2 separate regions of the Homo sapiens genome follow, and region 1 is linked to region 2. The links are chromatin loops, found by intact Hi-C in ENCODE. Cell type or tissue: CD4-positive, alpha-beta T cell. All regions are shown on one strand.

What was found. A loop is a pair of places that touch in the nucleus more often than their neighbours do. Peaks named below come from ENCODE experiments on the same cell type or tissue, not always from the same donor. Only the 100,000 strongest peaks of a DNase experiment are listed, where the experiment ranks them.
Region 1: a loop joins it to region 2, with 6 times the contacts of the local background. A loop is called at or near these places in 9 of 110 quality-filtered maps.

The regions. Positions count from the first base shown.
Region 1 is chr12:11,167,784-11,175,783 of GRCh38, reverse strand. It overlaps PRH1-TAS2R14 (PRH1-TAS2R14 readthrough), which reads left to right and starts at 4,173. Exons shown (of 5, transcript NM_001316893.2): 1 at 4,173-4,362. SMIM10L1 (small integral membrane protein 10 like 1) reads right to left here and starts at 4,590. Exons shown (of 1, transcript NM_001271592.2): 1 at 1-4,590. The coding sequence starts at 4,427. The coding sequence ends at 4,221. It overlaps PRH1-PRR4 (PRH1-PRR4 readthrough), which reads left to right and starts at 4,159. Exons shown (of 10, transcript NR_037918.2): 1 at 4,159-4,362. It also overlaps a transcript of PRH1 not described here. In CD4-positive, alpha-beta T cell, a CTCF peak has its summit at 4,365; DNase peaks (open chromatin) are centred at 4,143 and 4,573; H3K4me3 peaks cover 2,039 bases; H3K27ac peaks cover 1,073 bases.
Region 2 is chr12:10,209,238-10,217,237 of GRCh38, reverse strand. It overlaps GABARAPL1 (GABA type A receptor associated protein like 1), which reads right to left and starts at 4,361. Exons shown (of 4, transcript NM_031412.4): 1 at 4,019-4,361. The coding sequence starts at 4,108. GABARAPL1-AS1 (GABARAPL1 antisense RNA 1) reads left to right here and starts at 2,171. Exons shown (of 3, transcript NR_170310.1): 1 at 2,171-2,596; 2 at 2,869-3,184; 3 at 3,276-3,589. RefSeq lists a silencer at 4,229-4,488 and an enhancer at 4,582-5,124. In CD4-positive, alpha-beta T cell, no CTCF peak of the experiment used is centred here; DNase peaks (open chromatin) are centred at 1,097, 3,707, 4,397 and 4,817; H3K4me3 peaks cover 2,444 bases; H3K27ac peaks cover 1,245 bases.

The DNA.
Region 1 (8,000 bases), 960 kb before region 2:
GTCCCATCTCCTGAGATCATCACTTTGGGGGTTAAATGCCAACATGTGAATTTTTGGGGGGCACATTCAGACCATAGTACAAGTGTTAAAACTGCAAGAAGAATCCCCACACTCAAGGTAACCCAAGTAATAGACTAATATGAATCAATCCAACCCAATTGTTGGGAATTCTCATAGTTCTTGCAGAGGTTCTTTTCTTGGTTCATTTTCTTGGAACTTCCCAAGTCGTCTTTAGACTACTTTCCATGCTCAAACTTCCAAGTATTAGGATATTCCTTTCCCTCATCTTTTGTCCCTATATTCCTCAACTTTCATCCTACCCCTTTATGCTTCTGCATGTAACTTTATTTTCTTCTTGACGCTATCAAAAGCTATTGATGTCCTGCCAGAAAGATCTCCCATTAAAAGCAAACTGCAAGATTTTCTAACAAAATTTAGTTAGGGATCCTCAGGACAGGAACAGACATGGCTTCAAAATTTAACATTGTCTGATCTCTACTCTGGGTAGCACAGGAAAGTGTTTCCCTTCCATTCTGAGGACAACGTTCTTTCCTCTCTCTCCCTTTGCTCCCATATCCCTCAATCCCACCAACCCTCTAATAAAATAAGCCAATAGGTTTAAGGCTGCAGAGAGTATAAAATACTTGAACTTACATATCAAATCATGTTAAATATTTATATTTTAGTATGAAAGACCCTCAATAGTTATGTTAAAAAAAATAACTATTACCCAGGTAATATTTCTGTCCAGAAATTTGAGAAACAGAATTATTTGTAATTATCTACACATTTAAGAAAATTGAACTCCTTATGAAATATAACTTTAGGAATTACTGGAGATTCATTTGAGGTCTGGTTGGTTATCATGACCTTAGGAATTTACTTAACCTCTCTAAATCCCGGTTTGCTTCTCTGAAAAATGATAAAAATGTTTTCCTCACAGGGTATATGTGAGAATTACGGAGCTCATGTATATAAATAGTTTTTCATAGTTCCTGGTATTAAAAACTCAATATATTTTAAAAATGATGCTGATGGTAATGATATGCTATTTGTCAAGTAATCACATGTATTTTTACCCAGAATTAAAAAAAAAAAAACAACTTTTCCCCTATCCCTTAGGTTACATATGTTGCTATGTTCACTGTTTTCCTTTTATAGTTAAAATAAGCTGTAACGCATCGTTTCCCATTTTTTTTTTTGCCAGCTACATTTCTTATCTCTATTGATAATAACTATACCACCTATGTCTCTGCTTTTTCATGCTTGAGGGATCTCTGGATCAATCAACGTGCATGATGGCCTGAAAAAGCCCAATTTATGGGCAATAAAGTGAATCATCTTATTATCAGGAACGAATATATGTTTCCTTTATTGACTGCTGACTATGTAGAGCATACCAACAAAATTGCCATTCATCTATCCATTCAACAATATTTATTAGCTATTCCGCACTGGGCAGTGCTCTAGGCTTGGGGATAGAACAGTGAACAAACAAAATCCTTAGCCTAATGGATATTACCTGGAAGTGTGCCAGGAAGAATAAACTCACTTGTGAATTACAACAATAAGTGGTTTATTCAGGTCAAAATCTTGTTTTGTCTCCTGGGAATTTCACTGAATTGCATCATGTAGGAGGCAAACTATACCCCAAGAATTAAGAGCAATTGTGAATAAATGATAAACCACAGAGTTTACATTTACCTCCTAATACATTTAACTCCTAATATATATATATACATATATTACGAGGTAAATGTAAGCTGTAACTTTATGCATATATTGTAAGTAGTAACTATACATATATACTTATATACTGTATACATATATAGTAAGTAGTAACTATACATATATACATATATAGTTACTACTTAAATTTATATATGTGTATGTATATATATATGTATATATACAGTACACACACATACTGTTACTACCGGGTGTAAAATTGAATAGGATATAGTGTCTTCCCTCACAGAGCTGCCAATTATGTTGGAGGATGTAATAAATACAAAGTCTGTTTCTTCATCTTCGGTTTAACAAATGACTGATGTGAGGAAAAAAGTTATAGGAATATGTTCACATAGTCACCCAAATGGAGCATCCTACTCTGTCACCATTTCAGGATTAAGACTAGACAGTCTTTTGTGTTACAAATTGGGACATCAGTGCTCTGGGAAACAGTGATGTCCACGATTCTAAATCCCTTGGTATTACTATTTCATTGATTAAACTACACTTCTGATATTTTAGACTAAAATGTTTTGGCTTATCGCAGTCTAGGAAACCTGTCTTGGGTATATAAAACAGACAGTTGATGCACGATTAGGGAAAAATAAGGCAACCTATGAAAATGGCCTTATGGATTAAAAGAAGTGAGCTCCTATATGGTCAGTGGAATCCAGGAAAAATTTAATGGAAAAAGCGCCACCTAAGCTTAGCTTTAAAACACAGAGTATCTTCAGGTAGAAAAGGCTATAGGAGAATGTGCCCAAATGGAGTTTGGCTGGAGACAAAGAATAAAGACTAGAAAGAACAATTACCCTAGGCCAGACATGGTGTTGGACGGGGCAAGATGCTTACTACTTAAAGCCATAGAACACTGTTTGCTGGACACAATGAGTGGAATATAGAACAATGCAACTATTTTAACACTTTACCCCTCTTAGTGGTTTATTAGTTAATTTTTTCCTGAAAAAAAAAATGCGTATACTACTTTTTCTGCACTTTTCTATATCAGATCTTGATTTAAAACTTTACCACTCTTGGTGATTTATTATTAGTTTTTTTAATCCGAAGAAAACATGTGTATACTCCTTTTTCTGCATTTTTCTATATCAGATCTTGATTGGCTCACCACCATTACACACACACACATCTCTTTTCTCCCATCCTCCCAGCGTTATAGAATCATTTGTTGTAAAATCAGTATTCAGTATTTACATAATTATGACTGACTTTACATGACTACTATTATTCACAGTTGAGGTATACCGTGTATACAGTGTAGTTTTTAAATTTTTATTTTTCTCAGCGTTCAAAATTATATGTTCTGTTTTCTTAATTTTGAAAAATATGCATTCACTAATTTATCCCCACACTCTTTGGAAAATGAAAGCTCTCTAGGCTGTATTCAAATACACCAGGTACTCTATCAATTTTCATTTTTTAAACTATTCTACCTGAGCTCTCCATCTTTAGCCATTTCCTGTTGACTTCATACTGTTCTCCCCTACCACTCTCCCTCTTTAATATATTACCGTTTTAGAAACTTTATGGCTACCCTGTAAGTAATAAAAATGTCTTTCCCCACTCAACAACAGACAGTACCTTTCAAGTTTCCACTTTATAAGGACATAACCCCCATTCCATTTACTTCCCCCGCCCTCCTTCAACATTCCCACTTGTATTTTCCGGCTGTATTTTTAAAACATGGTAAATAACATTTGCACTCCACTTTGTAACCATAATTAAGTATGCCCTTAAACAATAAAAACCATAAACAACATTTGTATTTTACGATTATTTAAATGTTATTCACTGAACAGCCAAGCTTTGTGCTACTATGGGATTTCGTTTTCTGCGGTTCCAAGTCTTGATCCACGTCCTGCCACAGGATCACTGAAGTAGAGCCCATTTTCTTACACTCTCGCCATTAGTTCAAAAGCTTGCAGCATTTTATGTCTGGTACTTGGAGGATGATTTTCCTGTACAGTTTTGCGTTTTTTTCACCGAAAATTTCTGATTATTATTGTTTTCTCTTGTGGGATGAAATATGTACCTTCTATATCACAGCCTTAATACCTTCAGCTTCTTATTCATTGAAATCTTGCTTACAATCCAGTCCGAGGATTCCCGGTTTACTGATTTTCTTTTTCCTGCAAATTTTAGCCTTCTGTTTTGTTTTGAAATAATGCATCCTCTGCGCTTTGTCACATTCTGAAATTCGTCAGGTGTTTTAGGATGCACACTTTCTTAGATGTTTTCGAGGGTCTTAACTGCAGTTCTGTTTCCGGAACAGCGTATTCTCTTTCTAGGGATTGTAGGCTCCCGGCCGCCCCCTGAGGAGCTCCGCTAGCAGCTAAGAGGGCAGCCACGAAGAGCGCCTGAGCACTCTCGCGAGACTGTGGGGCTCGCCATTGGCTGCTCCGCCGCGCCGCAACGGACCCTGGGAGTCGGCCATCATGCTGGCCCCGGAGGCCGTTAGCTTAGTCATGGCTCTAAATATGTACCTGCAATCGGATGTTGAGGATCACCGAGCCCGCGACGTAGAAGTACGGGAAGTTCATGCGCAGCTGCCAGGCCAGCTCGAAGAAGGCGAGCAGGGTGCGGGAGAGCCCCTTGCAGAAGACGCCGTACGAGGTGGGTGTCGCGGCGGGGCTTGAGGCCCTGACGGCCAAGGAGGACGGAGCCGCCGCGGGGGCCATGAGCCAGGTGTCGCCGCCCGCCCAGCGTCTGTAGCGAGGGTTGCCGCAGGGCCCGCGGACCTCCTAGCGACGGCTGGGACCGGCAGGACGGTAAGCAAAGCGGCTCCCGGGCTCACACCCAAGCTTGCCGCTGCCGCCGCTCGGTGCAGTGCGGCGCGTAGCCCCGGGCGCCGCTGGCGCTCCGCCCCTTCCTGTCTGCTTCTCACTGTGGCATTTACCATTTAGAGCTCAACTGATGGTAGGTGGCTCTGGAATAGGATGTGTTATATAGCATGTACGAACATCCATGCAGATAGTTCCACTTTAAAATGAAAAAATCTAAGCGAGATGTAACTTGCCGTAGGGCACAAAATTTGTAAGGGCCAAAGCTAGATTAAAACTTTAGTTTGTCTGCTGTGTTATGTGGGATGTTAGGAATCTTACCCTTTTGATTTCATAATATTAATATTAGGGCAAGATGATTCCTACGCCAATAAAAGCACAAGGTCTCTGTATTCATAATATACCATAGACATAAAAAGGATCACAATCTTAGTCTTTGGATTTTTCTATTTATTAGGAATATTTAAATTGCAAGTGACAGGAATGATAAACATTCAAGCAAAAAACTAGTGGACACACACGCGTATATACATAAGGACATACATACAAAATTATATTCCCAGCCATGTAAACCCTTAAAAAGTTCAGATTAGCTGTGGAAGCTTCAGCCATTTCTGCATGGAGATGCATCTGTGAAACCTGTGGCTAGGCTCCAAGAGCTGGAATACTACTCTGTACTTCCAAACTCTTTTTTTGTTGTTGTTTTTGAGACGGGAGTCTCGCTCTGTCGCCCAGGCTGGAGTGCAGTGGCGCGATCTCGGCTCACTGCAAGCTCCGCCTCCCGGGTTCACGCCATTCTCCTGCCTCAGCCTCCTGAGTAGCTGGGACTACAGGCGCCCGCCACCATGCCCGGCTAATTTTTTGTATTTTTTGGTAGAGATGGGGTTTCACCGTGTTAGCCAGGATGGTCTCGATCTCCTGACCTCGTGATCTGCCCGCCTCAGCCTCCCAAAGTGCTGGGATTACAGGCGTGAGCCACAGCGCCCGGCCTGTACTTCCAAACTCTTAATACCATTAGAGTAACAGCACAGTGAATCTCTAATAGCCACAATACTTTTGTTATTTAAATGGTGCACATTTCATTACCTTCACTTATCTCCCATTTTAACTAGAAAGCACTGTATTTTTTAATCGCACACACCGTCTTCATTCATGGATTATTCAAATGTGTGATTTCTGATCATGACCTTAAGGTTACAGTCTTGTTCTGAAAAGCATTGTTGAGATACCACACATCGCACCGTGCACTGCATGTCTAGCAGCTATTCAGAGCACAAGTACGGTACCCTAGAGTACCTCTGTTTCTATATAGTCTACTGATTATATGACTGGTAGAAATAACGTGCCACTGATAAATTTGTAAAAATTAATTTTGTGTTCCCAGCTAGTATTCTTTTGCTACTTTGCTGCTCCAGTACCACTCCAGCGAGGTAGCACTTAGAGGAATTACTTATGACAACTTCTAAAATACTGGTATAGAGACTGAAGAGCGATGTAAAATAAATGATCAATTCTGAGAACTGGGAGAAGATATATAGTTTCAGTTCACACATATAATTTACTCCCTTTGAAAACTGAAAGACTAATACACAGAGCCATTCAGAGTCACAGGAGTCATTACGTCCTGGATTTTTCATTTCCAAATATGTAAAGCTATGTGGACTCATTCTGTCTTCTATTCCTCTTTTGTGCCACCCTTTACGCCCTACTTGCTCCGTTTCTGGGTAACTCCATGAAAACCTTATCTTCCACCCTGAGACCGTGGGGAAAATAGCAGCCACCCACTGATAACATGGCCAGATTGAGGGCCTATTCCAATGGGACGGGAATAGGCAAAGAACAGTCACAAAGCTCCAAATCCTACTCCTTAATGCTCTAGAGCTGAAGAAAGATTTCCTTCTTTCCACCTGAGAGTGGGATAGGAGCAATAATTTAGGTGGTTGTAGTTTTTATCTGCCCCTTGATGTTTAGATTTGAATGCCTAATCCACACTTCTTTTGCTGAGGGTGATATTAGGAGAATTCATGATTAGAGTATTCATGATTGGAAATGGCTTGATTGTACAAATTAGAAAATTCATGATTGGAAATGGCTTGATTGTACAGATTAACTGCATTGACTGGCTTGGGCATTGGAAGCTTCCTTTAACTGACTTTTCATCAGGTTAGCCAGCTCCAGAATTTAACAGCTGTGTTTAATACTGCTTAATATTTTTATACTTATGTTCACACCACACCATTAACTTGTGCTAATGCCAAACTAGAAAAAAAGTACGTTTCCTTTTGGACACTGATCAGTACTCAACCCTTTGGTTTGCTATCTGCCTGATAATTTTTGGAGGTGGGGGTGGTTCACAATAGCTAATTTTTCTCAGCCATTTTTCCTTTGGATAAAGTGTAGAATTAATTATGTGAATATTATGATTCTGATGGAGTCCTTGGTTTATTAACATTCCATTGGGAAATAAATGATTTTGGAGTCGTAATCTTTCTTATTTTCTTTTTATCATGTACTGTTTTTCAGCTTTTATAGCAGATTTGATTCACTTTATGGTAAACAGCCTGCTGGGCATGATGCTTTTCCAGATAGTAGGAGCCTTCTGCCTTTCTGATCACTCTGATTCTGATTCTTGGGAAGAGCAAGCTGAGTCAGACCTCACTGATAATGCTGTGGAAGATTAGATTCTTGATATGATGGGAAACCTTGGCTCCTTGAAAGCCTTGACGAAAACTTTTTTGTATTAGGAAAAAATAAAATCAAGTAGAAGCCCACATAAAAACTCTTTAATTTTTCTTTTCTCTTTCTTTCTTTCTTTTTTCTTTTCTTTTCTTTTCCTTTCTTTCTTTCTTTCTTTCTTTCTTTCTTTCTTTCTTTCTTTCTTTCTTTTCTTTCTTTTCTTTCCTTTCTTTCCCTTCCTTCCTTCCTTCCTTCCTTCCTTCCTTCCTTCCTTCCTTCTTTCTTTCTTTCTTTCTTTCTTTCTTTCTTTCTTTCTTTCTTTCTTTCTTTCTTTCTTTCTTTCTTTCTTTCTTTCTTTCTTTCTTCTTTCTTTCTTTCGTTTTTTGCCATGGCTTTAATATGTACATATAGTTTGACATCATTGTAATTCTTACCAGAACATACTCAGAGCTAAATATATACTCTTATTTCCATATTTCAAGAAAGACTTTTCTTTTTCTCCCCTCAAACCTCTCTTTTAGACAATGAAACACATTTAATAATTGTCAGATTATTAAGATCTATTGTATTCTTCATTACAAGGCCAGATTTCATAGGTGCATAAAAAATCACCTATACATGAATCTATTTTTTAATTGAGACATTTTTTAAACCATGCATGTGGAAGAATATGATATAGCATGCATTTATGCATGCATTTTGAAAACCAGCTTGAGAATTTTACTTCCTTTTAGTTAGCAGTAGACCAAAAGAGAATGTTGCTTCTGCTCTAACAAAGAGAGTAAACTAGGTAGG
Region 2 (8,000 bases):
CTATAATATGATGTCAGCACAACAAGCCATTTATAGATATTGATTATGTTAGGACTTTAAGGGATTTTCAATGTCCACATTATATACTTCTAATAAAGATCATGTATTTCTGTACTAGATCTATAAAAATATAAAAGATTTTTTTATACACTAAAACTTCCCAAACAGAAAATATCTGTTATAAAATCATGAGCTTTAGGCTTTCGATTGTTAGGATTTTAAGGGATTTATGTCTACGTTATATACTTCTATAGTTCAAGTTGTAAAAAAATCATGTATTTCTGTACTAGATTTATCAAAATTTAAAAGATATTTTTAATACACTAAAACTTACCAAACAGAAAATATCTATTGTAAAATCATGAGCTTTAGACTTTTAGTTTAGAAAATATAATCATTGCCGGGCGCAATGGCTCATGCCTGTAATCCCAGCACTTTGGGAGGTCGAGGCGGGCGGATCATCTGAGGTCGGGAGTTCGAGACCAGCCTGACCAACATAGAGAAACCCCATCTCTACTAAAAATACAAAATTAGCCAGGCATTGTGATGCATGCCTATAATCCCAGCTACTCAGGAAGGCTGAGGCAGGAGAATCGCATGAACCTGGGAGGCAGAGGTTGCGGTGAGCCAAGATCGTGCCACTACACTCCAGCCTGGGCAACAAGAGCAAAACTCGGTCTCAAAAAAAAAAAAAAAAAAAGAAAAGAAAATATAGTCATTTTAGTTAGAACATATGGGAAATGCAGAAAAAAAAGTGAAGACGCAGAAAAAAAAAAAACTGTATGAGTACTTCTAGTGGCTGTGTGATCTTCAACAGGTCACGTAACCTCTCTCTCAGCTTCAGTATTCCAGTAACTTTTTTTTTTGAGGTCGAGTGTCACATGTGTCGCCCGGGCTGGCGTGCAGTGGCCTGATCTCGGATCACTGCAACCTCCACCTCCTGGGCTCAAGCGATTCTCCTGCCTCAGCCTCCGGAGTAGCAGGGATTACAGGCGCATGCCACCACGCCCGGCTAATTTTTGTATTTTTTAGTAGAGATGGGGTTTCACCATGATGCCAGGCTGGTTTCGAACTCCTGACCTCAAGTGCTCCACCCGCCTCAGCCTCCGGAAGTACTGCGATTACAGGTGTGAGCCACCGTGCCCAGCTTGAAAAGAAAACTTTCTAACACGTCTTTAACAAAGTCATGGTATTGATATGATGTGAATGTGAGTAATAAATAACATTTTACAGGAAAATGCTTCATAAATTATAAAGAATTATCTAACATAATTAACTTGGGGGGGAGTTTGAACTTTTTAAATTAAAAGGAACAAATTAAAATTAGTAAAAAAAAAAACAACAAAAACAAAAACAAAACAAAACAAAAAGTTGTTTTGTGTTCTTGTAGAAAAAATCCTGAACCAGGAAGACCAGAGGGACATGATCACATTTTAAATTTAAAAATAAAAACTGAAATAGGGTAACGTAAGCCAGGAATTAAAAGGAAAAGGCAGAAAGAGGCTAGCATTGTGCCCCAAAGGAACTCGGACACCTAGCAGTAAGAGATAAAAACCACAAAGGAAGACAGATAAAGAAAGTGATAAAGCAGAGGGCAATACCTGGAGGGAAGGGAGGGGTTTGGAGAGGAAGAGAAGGGGGAGGGGTAATCATTAAAATATTGGTTTCCCAGTACCAAGGTTAAGTTTCCAGGAATCCCAGCTCTACTCCTCACTATGGTAGACCCCTGGGCTAGATGCTTTGCCTCTTTGGGTCTCAGTTTTCCTCATTTGTAAAATGTGACTAATACTCAGTAGGGTTATGAATTTTTAAAATAGACAATCTGTTCCTAACAGTTTTTTTGATATGTTGTATCTTTGAAGATAATTTCAAGATCCCACCAACCCTTCCTCTCTGAAGGCACAAGCACACCTCTTCTTTTCAACGCTGGCTCTGAAGAAATATTGGTGGGGCTAAGTTCTGGTTATGCGAGCAGTCAGGGTACGCCATTGCTTTAATAACACCAATGGTCAAGCTGGAATGGGCTTCAGGAATCATTACTCTAACCCTCTTTTCTGTAAACAAGACACTCTAGCACAGCACGATTAAGAGTTCTGCCCAAGGATGCAATGAATTCCCAGAACTAGAACCAAATCAAGGAACCTGCGTCATAACTAGAAAGAAGGTCACAGACTGGTCACCTTGGGAGCAGCTCACCACTGGTTAAAACATAACCCTAGGAAAGCTGAAATCTGAGTGACAGGCTTAATGGCTTAAAAATTATCACAGGAGTAAAACATTTAACACCAAACTATGAGCAGGAAAAGAACAGAATGCTCTAAAATATTCAGAGTGAATGCACATAAATATTTATCTATTTCCAATACTTAACAGTGTAAAGTCCACAGCACGTCATTAATTCTGGTTAATACAACTATATTAGAAACTGAGAAACAATATGGCATGGAGGTTAAGATACCCGAGAGCTCCACAGTCCTTCAGACAGGGTTGGAATTCCAGCTCAACCACAGATCAGCAATGTGAAACCTTTAGGAAGTTACTGCATTTCTTTGTGCTTTGAATACTCCATCTGTAGAACGGGTAATCGTGTAAGGAAGTAAGTCAATGATTACAGACTGAGTACTTATAATACCGCTAGGGTAAACTATCAATAAAACTTGATTGTATTTTTTAAATATCATTGCTCAAAAGATTGGTATCACCAGAACTGGGCAAAATTTTCAGGTATCCAAGGTCCAGAAACCAGGAAAGTAATTTGTAAAGGATCCTTTCCCGAGTAAGGGATTAGCTCACCCCTCTATAAGCTGAAAACCTTTTTGTAATTCCTGGGGAATGAAGAGCCCTAATGACTTTTTTTTCTTTTTAAAGGAAAAGGGTTACAAGAGGTTTCTACTGCTGGGCTAAGGCCCTGGTGGCTTCTGGTAGCTATAAAACCACGAACGTTAGGTAAGGATTAGAGAAGAAACCCAGAGTGGCTGTGAGTCAAGAAAAGACATCAGATAACAGCAATTATTTTACCATTATGTGACACGTAATACTAATGTTCCTACCTGAAGATAAAGAGCACAATTTTAAAATCTCCGCTCCTCCATTTCCAAAATCCAACAGCTGCTGGTCCCCCTACCACTTAAGCCATATTCTGCCCTCCAATTCGGCTGCGCAGCCTGCATTAGAGAAACACCAGGCAAGTGGGCGGGGGAGGGGGTAATGGGGAAAACGCCCGGATGCTGAAAGATACCTAATACTTTTCTGTTCCTACTCACTGCCTGCGGTAGTTTTAACTACTTAAGCCGGTGTCCAAAACGGAGAAAAAACGTCTCAGTCCTGCCTTATCGCGACCAGGTACCAGGTGATCAGAAATCAACACGAGGAGGCTGGCTGTCCCCACACAAGCCCCGGAGCCTAGAACGATGAGGCAAGAGGGCTGTTGGGCAGAGAACGTGACCTTGTTTTCCAGGCCAGGACTGTCTTGTGCTCCCCTAACCCCCTGTAATGCAAGAAAATTACTGAATAGCTTCTGAACCTTTTCGTCCCAAGACCAATGATATGAGAGCCAAAGTCAACTTCATTAAAGGAGAACCAGCCAAGGCAGAAATCGACTGGGTTTGCGCAAACCTCACCGCACAGCACAATGTCCCTGCGTTCTTAAAGGCAGCCAATCCATGGCCCCGATCTAACCAGTCTCGCCCACAGGGGCCCTATTTTGTGCACCGCAACCCACACACGGTCTCAGCTGCTGAGACCGTGTGTGGGTTGCTGAGTCACTGAAGACGGCGGCTCGGCCCCCAAAACGCCGTCAGCCCTGAAGTGGGGTTCGGGGCCCAGGCATACGGGGTTTTAAAAGCTCTACAGTCTGGACGTCCATTGGCTCTGGCACTGAAGGGCGTTCAGGATTAAGTAATTCTCGGAACCTCCCTTCTCCAGAGCCGCCTGGGCGCCCCAGGGAAGCCATCTCGACTACCCGCCCCCGCCCCCGCGGGCCCTTCCCCTCCCATCCCCTCCGCTCCTCTACACTCACGGGGACCCTGTCCGGATATTTCTTCCGGATCTTTTCTCCTTCCTTTTTCCGATACTCAAAGGGATGGTCCTCCTTGTACTGGAACTTCATGATGCACCGCAGGGCTTCCGAGATCCCCGCGCGGGGCCTGCCTCCTTCGCCGCTGACCCTGTCCCGCTCCCTCAGCCGACGTCAAGGTGTGCTCAGAATAGCTGCAGAAACGTCCGCTCCGGGGGCAACAGCGCTGGGCCGAGTGTGCAGGGGGGGTTCGGGGCGGGGATCTCGGGTGAGCCTGCCTGGAGGTAGAGGAGAGCCAGATGGAGAAATACCGGCGGCTTTTCGCTAGAGCTGGGAGCACAAAAACAGCTGGGTGGCGCGTCGGGCTGTGACGTCACCCCGCGAGCCCCGCCCCGCCCCCCATGCGCCAGGCGCCCAGGGCAGGGGGTGGCCGAGCGCTCTGTCTCACTGCGTTTCCTTTCTGGCTAACCTTTTTCACAATCGATGTCACTGCAAACATCAAAACATTCGAGTTATGTTTTATTTTGTGACTGTGAAATTAAAGATGGTTTTAAGACAAAAAAAAGATTTAAACATGTTTTATTCCCCCTCCACTGTTTTTCTTGGTTGGGCCCCAAAACAAATACAAAAGGCGAAAATCCAGCCTTTTCCTGCTGGTTGGGATCCAGCCTCAGGAGAAAAGAGGGCCAGGCCTCCTGGGATCCCTTTGGCCAATGCAGAGCTGTCCCGTGCTTGCACCGTGCCCTCTGCGCGTTCCGCTGCCCCTCCCGCGGCCCTCCTCCCGCGCTGGCGTCACAGTGTTTGGGCGGTGCCGCAGTTCGCTCCTGAACAGCAACATAAACAGAGCGTGACTCAGGAATCTGAAGAGAGGAGTCAGATGAAGGACACGGAGTGTAATCAAAGTCTAAAGGAGACATGATGTCAGTAAGGACTACCGAGGGCTTCACGTACAATCAAATATAGAAATGATTCACTTTCTAGCCGGGCGCGGTGGCTCACGCCTGTAATCCCAGGAGGCCGAGGCGGGCGGATCACCTGAGGTCAGGAGTTCGAGACCAGCCTGACCAACATGGAGAAACCCTGTCTCTACTAAAAATACAAAATTAGCTGGGCGTGGTGGCGCATGGCTGTAATCCCAGCTACTCTGGAGGCTGAGGCAGGAGAACCGCTCTAACCCGGGAGGCGGAGGTTGCGGCGAGCGGAGATCACGGCGTCGCACTCCAGCCTGGGCAACAAGAGCGAAACACCGTCTTACAGAAAAAGAAAGGAAGGGAGGGAGGGAGGGATTCACTTTCTGCCATAAACTCAGAAAGGGGGCTCGTCTTCTGGAAAAGAGAGTATCAAGCAATTTAGGTGATGACCTCAGTTGTTCCCCCACATCTTATTTAGTTCCAGTGGTTAGGTATCCCTCACGTGACTAGAAAGCGCTGCCTGGAATGCTAGTAGAAGATTGGGCATTAGGGCAGGTGAGGCGAAGCCTCGTTCTGGATTTCCCCACCTAGAGTCAAAGAAGAAAGACCTTCCAACCAGTACTGTAGGGCAGCGACAGGGAGGACTGTGGAGTTTGCAAAGAAAAAGAACAGTGAAAAGGGGCTGCGTTGCCCATACAAGTCGGGTGAGTTCTGATAAATATTAGATAACAGCAGCCCCGTGGCCTATCTTCTTCAGTCGGGGTCTCAGTGTCTCTAATTTTAAAAACACCCACAGGGGGCCAGGCGCGGTGGCTCACGTCTGTTCTCCCAGCACTTTGGGAGGCCCAGGCCGAGGATCGCTTGAGCTCAGGAGTTCAAGACCAGCCTGGGTAACATGGCAAAACCCTGTCTCTACAGAAAAAACAAAAATTAACAAGGCATGGTGGCGCGCTCCTACAGTCTCAGCTACTGTGGAGGCTAAGGCAGGAGAATCGCTTGAATCCGGGAGGCAGTGGCTGCAGTGAGCTGAGATCGCCCACTGTACTCCAGCCTGGGAGAGAGAGCAAGACTCTGTCTCAAAAAGAATAAATAAATAAAAATAGGCCGGGCGCGTTGGCTCATGCTTGTAATCCCAGCACTTTGGGAGGCCAAGGTGGGTGGATCACGAGGTCAAGAGATAGAGACCATCCTGGCCAACATGAGACGAGTGAAACCCCGTCTCTACTAATAATACAGAAAAAATTAGCTGAGCCTGGTGGCGCTCGCCTGTAGTCCCCAGCTACTCGAGAGCCTGAGGCAGGAGAATCACTTGAACCCGGAAGGGAGAACCCGGGAGGGTTTAACTATATTTGCATCAAAACTAAAATGAGGCCGGGCGCAGTGGCTCACGACTGTAATCCCAGCACTTTGGGAGGCGGAGGTGGGTGGATCACGAGGTCAGGAGATCGAGACCATCCTGGCTAGCACGTGAAACCCCGCCTCTACTAAAAATACAAAAAAATTAGCCGGGCGTGGTAGCGGGAGCTTGCAGTGAGCCAAGATCGTGTCACTGCATTCCAGCCTGGGCGACAGAGCTAGACTCTGTCTAAAAAAAAAAAAAAAAACCTAACATGAGCGACTGAAAATTAAACTGTTTTCAATTTGAAAGTAAGACTTAAAATTATAAACATATAATGTGATAAAATAACTCATGGATTTTATTTATTTTATTTATTTATTTGATATGGAGTTTCTCTCTTGTCGCCCAGGCTGGAGTGCAATGGCTCCATCTAGGCTCTCTGCAACCTCTGCCTCCTGGATTCAAGCAATTTTCTCCGGCCTCGTCCTCCTGAGTAGCTGGGATTACAAGGCGCCCGCCACCGCGCCCAGCTAATTTTTTTGTATTTTTAGTAGAGACGAGGTTTTGCCATGCTGCCAGGCTGGTCTCGAACTCCTGACCTCAGGTGATTCGCCCGTCTCGGCCTCCCAAAGTGCTAGGGTTACAGGTACTAGCCACCGCGCCCTGCCCTCATGAATTTTTATACATAAAGATTGAAAGATGCCATGAAGAAAAATACATGAAGAAGTGGGACTATGTGATTCGTTTTCTGGTGCCAGTAATGAAACTTAGTTTCTTTAATTTTGTGGGTGAGTTTTGTATTTATTTTTATTTATTTATTTATTTTTGAGACAGAATCTCACTCTTTCGCCAGGCTGGAGTGTAGGGGCGCAATCTCGGCTGACTAAAACCTCCTCCTCCCGGATTCAAGGGATTCTCCTGCCTCAGCCTCCCGAATAGCTGGGACTATGGGCGCCTGCCACCGCTCCCGGCTAATTTTTGTATTTTTAGTAGAGACGGGGTTTCACCATGTTGGCCAGGATGGTCTCGAACTCCTGACCTCAAGTGATCCACCTTCCTCGGCCTCCCAAAGTGCTGGGATTACAGATGTAATCCGGCCTATGAAAGTAAATTTTAAATTAACACAATCGAGTAAAACATTTCAAAATGTCTTATTTAACCAAAATCAAAATACTACATTAAAAAGCTCACATTTTCTCAAATACATTTTTGATGTTTCTTGTACTTTTTAAAATGATTTCAAGGGTTAGAAGTTTTTTCAATCTTTTATGAATATTTTCAAACATGTAGAGAATTTTGACAAATAGTATGATGAACACCACTATAACCTTCACCTAGATTTTTTCCGTTTGAAAGTAAATTAGAGGACGGGCGCGGTGGCTCACGCCTGTAATCCCAGCATTTTGGGAGCCTGAGGCGGGTGGATCACGAGGTCAAGAGATCGAGACCATCCTAGCTAACACTGTGAAACCCCGTCTCTACTAAAAATACAAAAAATTAGCCGGGTGTGGTGGCGCGCACCTATAGTCCCAGCTACTTAGGAGGCTGAGGCAGGAGAATCGCTTGAACCCGGGAGGCGGAGGTTGCATTGAGTAGAGGTCATGCCACTGCACTCCAGCCTGGGTGACAGAGCGAGACTCCGTCTCAAAAAAAAAAGTAAATTAGAAACATGACACCATCCCAATATACAAATTATATCCCCCCTGAGAATAAGAACATGTTCCTCCATAACCAC